2 separate regions of the Homo sapiens genome follow, and region 2 is linked to region 1. Evidence: chromatin contacts called from ENCODE Hi-C or POLR2A ChIA-PET data. All regions are on one chromosome and are shown on one strand. Each heading gives the region's core, a stretch centred on a gene start or an enhancer-like site at or near the end of the contact. The rest is flanking DNA. Distances are from core to core; before and after follow the strand shown. Region 1 overlaps SIPA1L3 (signal induced proliferation associated 1 like 3). Region 2 overlaps SIPA1L3 (signal induced proliferation associated 1 like 3).

What was found. A loop is a pair of places that touch in the nucleus more often than their neighbours do. ChIA-PET counts read pairs that join two places held with the same protein, here RNA polymerase II (POLR2A). Pooled maps may share reads with other maps.
Region 2: POLR2A ChIA-PET joins it to region 1 with 11 read pairs in activated B cell. The contact joins two enhancer-like sites. A Hi-C loop is called at or near these places in 4 of 168 maps with a recorded cell type or tissue (HCT116, endothelial cell of umbilical vein, mammary epithelial cell and 1 more), 19 of 37 single-sample maps with no recorded cell type and 7 of 50 pooled maps. POLR2A ChIA-PET finds 5 or more read pairs at or near these places in 13 of 52 experiments (A549, B cell, Caco-2 and 9 more).

The regions. Positions count from the first base shown.
Region 1 is chr19:37,939,815-37,942,943 of GRCh38, forward strand. All of the region lies in intron 1 of SIPA1L3 (signal induced proliferation associated 1 like 3), which reads left to right. Among named protein-coding and RNA genes, the nearest start is that of SIPA1L3, 34 kb to the left of the region's middle. Within about 2 kb of position 1,742, at least 4 of the 41 ENCODE cell types and tissues checked have a DNase peak (open chromatin) inside an H3K27ac peak, as active enhancers do.
Region 2 is chr19:37,973,486-37,976,638 of GRCh38, forward strand. The region is part of intron 1 of SIPA1L3 (signal induced proliferation associated 1 like 3); the gene reads left to right. Among named protein-coding and RNA genes, the nearest start is that of SIPA1L3, 68 kb to the left of the region's middle. RefSeq lists a silencer at 550-609. Within about 2 kb of position 1,271, at least 4 of the 41 ENCODE cell types and tissues checked have a DNase peak (open chromatin) inside an H3K27ac peak, as active enhancers do.

The DNA of each region.
Region 1 (3,129 bases), core at 492-2,991:
AGACTCAATATTGGAGTAGGCAGCCGGTAATGTCACTAGTTCTGAGGTGTTCCCTAGTGGAGCTGAAAGGAGCCATCAGACACCAGGATGGTACCTGTAGATGATGCCCTCCCCACTTTTGGTTCTTTGATTAATTACACAGATATTTATGGAGCACCTGTTTTGTACAGGCACTATTCTGGGAACTGGGAAGAGAGTAATGGAAAAGCAAACGGGGTCTCCACCCTTGCAGAGCTCGTATTTTAAAAGAGCAGCTAGATAGTAAGCAAGTCAGTTACTTAGTGCGTCAGAGATAAGGGGTGTGAAGAAAAATAAAGGAGGCTGGGCATAGAGGCTCTCAACTGTACTCCCAGCACTTTGGGAGGCTGAGGCAGGAGGATTGCTTGAGCCCAGGAGGTCAAGGCTGCAGTGAGCCGAGATTGCACCGCTGCGTTCCAGCCTGGGTGACAGGCTAAAAAAAAACCCTGCCTAAAAACAAACAAACAAAAAAAAAAACAAAAAAAAAGCTTTACCTCTTACTAACTCATGACCACTCTGTTTTCTTCTATATCCACCACCACCCACCCTCTACTGTATTATTTTAACGCTAAATAGTTGAGTATCTGCAAGATAAGGATTCTTTAAAGACATAATGAGAAGACCATTTTAATCATGACAATAATTAACATTAATTGCTTACATCATCTGGTATCCGCACAGTGTTAACATCTCAGATCATCTCATAAATATCTTTCTAGAATTGGTTTGTTCCAATCAGGACCCAACAGGGCTCACCATTGGAGTTGGTTCATCTGCGTGTGAAGCCTCATTTAATCTATGGCTTCTCCCTCCCTCCAGCTCACTGCAACCTCCGTCTCCCGAGTTCAGGCGATTCTCCACCTCAGCCTCCTTAGTAGCTGGGATTATAGGCATGTACCACCACGCCCAGCTAATTTTTTTGTATTTTTAGTAGAGACAGGGTTTCACCATGTTGGCCAGGCTGGTCTCAAACCCCTGACCTCAAAGGATCCTCCCACTTCAGCTTCCTAAAGTGCTGGGATTGCAGGAGTGAGCCACCACACCTGGCTTGATTTTTCTTTGTTTTTCTCTTGCAGTTTATATGTTCAGAAAGGCCATGTCATTTGTCCTGTATATGATCAGGCCTGGATCTGACCGATCATATCCCTGTTGCAGTGTTTAACTTATTCTTCTATCTCTGTGTTTCCTATAAATGAATCATTGGATTTGCAGAGTAGGTGAATTTCAGGTTTGAGATGTACACACACACACACATACACACACACACACACACACACACACACACACACACTGTTTCTTTTTTGGCAGGCAGGGCTAGCCGTCCTCCTAGGTGTTGCTGTGTATCCGTTAGGGATGTAAAGCTGGGGGCCCCTTTCTGTATTGGTGTTAGTGGCCGTGGATGACCATTGCTCAGAGCCATTATTTCATTTGGGGTGTACAAAAATTGTGCTGTTGTAATTCTGTCCACCTCTTCATTTATTAGTGGGACTATTCCTCTAGAGAGAACCTGCCCCTCATCTATTATTCAGTTATCCTGAGGGTACTGGCTCTTTTGAACTTTTGTTTGCCTTAGAAATGACTATTGAACAATTGGGCTGGTGGTTTCTAATCTGTTGTGTGTTTTTTTTTTTTTTTTTTCCTGCAGAGATTCAAATCTTCCTTGTTTTTATGTTCATTCATTTGACATTTGCCGGTCTCCACCACTGCTCATACCCTGTCCTGAGCTTGCCAATAAACAGATGAACCAGTCCAGTCATCTCATTGTGTGGGCACGGCTGCTCCAGGCCTTACCTTTGACCGGGTGGGGCCTTGCGGGTGTTTGTCGAAGTAATGAGACTGTGGACATTCCCATCTTTCTCTCTCTTTCCCCTGTCGTGCATTGTCAGACCTTATAGTCTTTGGTGAGTTCCTGCTCTACGCCAAGGAATTAGTCCTTTATGCTTGGGGCAAGAGGTTTTTGAGTATTTGGATTTCTTCTGATCTGAAACTCCATTCCTAGACAAAAGAACAATAAAGGGCTCTACTCCATTGCAGAGGCAAGCCCTGGTAACCTGGCCAGGGGCGAGCCCTGACCCCAGCCACTGTTGTCTGGGTCATAAATTCTTGAGAGCAGTAGCACGCTTGAAATCATTTAGATGCTTTGGGATCAGTTATTCATTATATTGCACGATATCTAAGGGCCTCTTTGCTGCTAGAGATTACAACACATTCCTCCTGGGGGCAGAAGATTTATTGTGCAGTGATGTGCAAACTCATTCATTCATTCCATTGTTAACTTCTTCATTCAGCAAATATTTACTGAACATCACATATGCTTCCAGTGCCGGGGACGGAGCCCGATAAGGTCTGTCCTCCTGGAGTTCATTGTTTAGGTTGGGGGACACAGTCAAGGAAGAAGTAAACAGATTAATAAGATAATTCCAGATGGGGATGAATAATGCTGTGGAGTCAGGAAAGCAGAATGGCGAGAGAGACACGCCTGGAAGTAGAAGGGATTGTGGGAGGCTGGAAAACTGGGGTCGTTGGGGGAGAGCCTCCTCGGGGTGGTGACATGCCAGCTGAGAGTGGAGTGGTATGCAAAGGTGCCAGCCTTGTGAAAGATCAGGGAAGAGCTTTCCCAGCAGAGGGAACAGCAGGTGCAAAGGCGCTGAGGCTGGAATGAGTTTGACGTGTGAAGGAGTGTGGGGTGGGGGTGGGAAGGAGGGGGAGGGCAGGAGACGGGGGTGGCGGGGGAGCCTGGTGAGGGTGTGGGTTTGATTCAGAGTGTCCTCCCATGCCCTCTGGCTACGGCGTGGAGCATAGATTGAAGGTGGGAGTGGAAGTAGGGCAGTGAGGGGCAGCCTGTTTTGCAGTGAGGAGAGAAGTAGAGTCCCGGATGAGAGTGGTGGCAATGGGGACAAGAAGTGGGTGGCCCAACAGAACTTGTTTAGGGATTGGTCATGCTGGGTGGTGAGTGGGTTGAAAGGTTTACCAGCGGGTTCAGGCTTTGGTCTGCAGGATTTTGTGGTAGTAAGGATAGCCCCAGTCCCCTTTAACATGGGCTGAGGTTTTCTTTCAATTTTTGTATTTTTAGTAGAGACAGGTTTTCCAGGCTGGTCTGGAATCCTGGCC
Region 2 (3,153 bases), core at 21-2,520, 33 kb after region 1:
CGGTCTCCCAAAGTGCTGGGATTACAGGTGTGAGCCACTGTGCCTGGCCAAAAAAAAAAAAAAAAAAAAGCGGGAGGGGGGCGCATCTTGAAGCACTAAAACGCCTCTCAGCACTCTGAGAGTGCTGCTCGCATGACGAAGAACTGAGGCTGCCTGAGGGAGTAGCGTATGCCTGTCCCCCATCCCACACTCACACCAGAGCAAATGCTTAGGAAGTGGAATGCTGGGTATCTGTTCTGCTTAAATTATTTGTCCTTTAGTGAGGGGTAAGGGGATCCTAGTTGAAGTTATGAGAGGTAAACATTTGATACAACCTCTCTGTGCCTTTTTACTGTGCAGTAAGATGTGTGGTTTGGCTTCTCAGATGACTGGATGGTGATGCTATATTGGAACTCTTGATTCTATGTGTCAGACTCCACCCTCGATCACCCAAGGCAGAAGAGGGATTGATGTGTTGGCCTGGAGTCCCAGGAAGATCAGCAACAGAGAGTGGGCAGCTCAGGCCTCCGGCAGCAAATTAACAGGACATGGGCAGCCCAGAGGCAAAGTGACTTCCCCATTGTCCTGGTTGTAAAGGCTGAAGGGTCATGATGCTGATCTAACATTGGTAACAGCTGGACTTTATTGAGCACTTCCTGGGTGCCTGGCAGTATTTGTTTTCATCAACCTTATGAGATGGGTCCTGCCATACCCCACTTTCCTGATGTGTAGGGACTCATCGACCTCCTCAAGATCATATAGTTACTTATTTGTGGCTGGGCATGATGGCTTGCACCTGTAATCCCAACACTTTGGGAGGCCGAGGCAGGAGGATTGCTTGAGCCAGGAGTTCAAGGTCAGCCTAGGCAACATGGTGAGATCCCATCTCTACAAAAAAATTAGCCAGGTACAGTGGTACGTGCCTATAGTCCCAGCTACTCAGGAGGCTGAGGTGGGAGGATCACTTGAGCCTGGGAGGTTGAGGCTGCAACAGCAAGTCATGATTGTGCCACTACACTCCAGCCTGAACAAGAGTGAGACCGTGTCTCAAAAAAAAAAAAAAAAGTATTGATTCATGGCAGAGGTGGGGTTTGAACAGAGAGTCTGGTTCTAGCCGGTACTGTCATGAGGGCAGAGGGTGAGATGCAGGAGCAGAAGGCTTGACAGCCTGGACAGAGGAGTTTGTGTTTTCCTTCATGCTTTCATTTCGTGAATCTTTGTTACTGATGATGACTTTTGAGTTGACGTGATTGTGCCATCCCAGCCTCCCCTCCCTCTGTTCTAACACCCAGTGGTACATCCCCTTCCCCAACAGCACCATCAGACACACAGGTGGCTCTTGTGGAATCTCTCCATTCCCCATTATTCTAGGCCAGCCCTTCTCCCTTATCCTAGTTTTAAACATGAATTTATAAAGGGTAGTTAATTTGTGGCCAGGTGTGGTGGCTCACGCCTTTAATCCCAGCACTTTGGGAGGCTGAGGCGGGCAGATCACGAGGTCAGGAGATCAAGACCATCCTGGCTAACATGGTGAAACCCCACCTCTACAAAAAATGCAAAAAAAAGTAGTTAATTTGTTACTCAGCAAATCTCTACGGTGCCTACCAGACTCCAGATCTGGGCTGCTGGACACAGGAACATCGTTAAGCAAATCCCGGCCGTCGTGGAACTGACAGCCTGGAGGGGACGCAAGAGACTTGGGCATTCAACAGATAACTTCAGAGTCCCAACTGCAGCTGTGATACATACCAAACAGGAAACAGAGAGAGAGCGAGGAGAGCATATTAATGTGCGGAACCCAGGGCCTGACCCGGGGACCAGGAAGGAGGATGGCAAGGAGGGCTTCCCGAGGAGGCACCGTGTAGGCCGAGCCTAGAGCTGAATGGTGGCAGAGAGGGAACAGAGCACTTCCAGGGGGAACTGGAAAGCCCTAGACACATCACCCCAGTCCTCACTCCCACTGAACTCTGAGGAGACGGCTGCAAGTCGAGGCTCCCCACCCACCAGCACGTCACAGTGTGTCCAGGCTCAGGGTCCCCATCTGTAAGATGGGAGTGATATTGGTCATGGTGCCCATTTCATTGGTGGATGTCACTGGTGGATTAAATGAGTTACTATATGTAAAACTTTAGAACAGCTCCTGGCCTGTGGCAAGGGCTCTATAGGTTTAATTAGTCATTAAAATTAAAATTTGTATGTTGTAGGTCTAAAGATGGCTAATAAAAAATCACCCCACCCAGGCCAGAATCCAAGTTAGAGGACTGCTTGACAGGGACTGCCAGACACAGACTTGGTTGTGGGAGTCAGGGGTGCAGCCTCTGGCTACCACCCCCAGGAGGCATTCAGAAATGGGGGGTTGGCCGGGCGCAGTGGCTCACGCCTGTAATCCCAGCACTTTGGGTGGCCGAGGCGGGTAGATCACTTGAGGTCAGGAGTTCAAGACCAGCCTGGCCAACATGGTGAAACCCCATCTCTACTAAAAATAGAAAAATTAGTCATGCGTGGTGGCGGGCGCCAGTAATCTCAGCTACTTGGGAGGCTGAGGCACGAGAATCACTCGAACCCAGGAGGTGGAAATTGCAGTGAGCTGAGATTGCACCAGTGCACTCCTGCCTGGGTGACAGAGCAAGGCTCTGTCTTAAAAAAAAAAAAAAGAAAGAAAAGAAATGGGGAGTTGGTCTCACAATGAGTGGTGGGGGCCAGGGATGCTGACTGACCTATGCACAGGAGTGTTCCACCAAACATGCCCACGGCGCCCCAGGGGAGGGTTGTCCTGGAGGGGATTTCCTTGGGTCTTCGTCTTGTTGTACGTCTCTTATTGGGTTTCTCTCCCTGGGGTGGAAAGATGGCTGCTCTTGGAGATGCAGGCTGCCCCTGAATGCCCTGATCACTGACTCCAACTTGTAAAATATTTGTAAGATGCCCCCGCACTGCAGCACTGGGAAGCAGTGCCGGCCAGTCTGGCAGAAAGTGTGAAACCCAGTAAGTGATCTGCTTTATCAATCCAGGTTCTTGGGTTGCAAGCAACAGAAATCAACTCAGGCACCCTGAGGCCCTAAAAGGGTCGAGCAGCTCTGGGGTGTCTCTCAGTGGATATTCTTGGGCACTTTTTTAGGGCCCTGCATTGAAGAGCTTAGACACTGCAGCCCGCCTCCTGGGTGAGAATCCCAACCT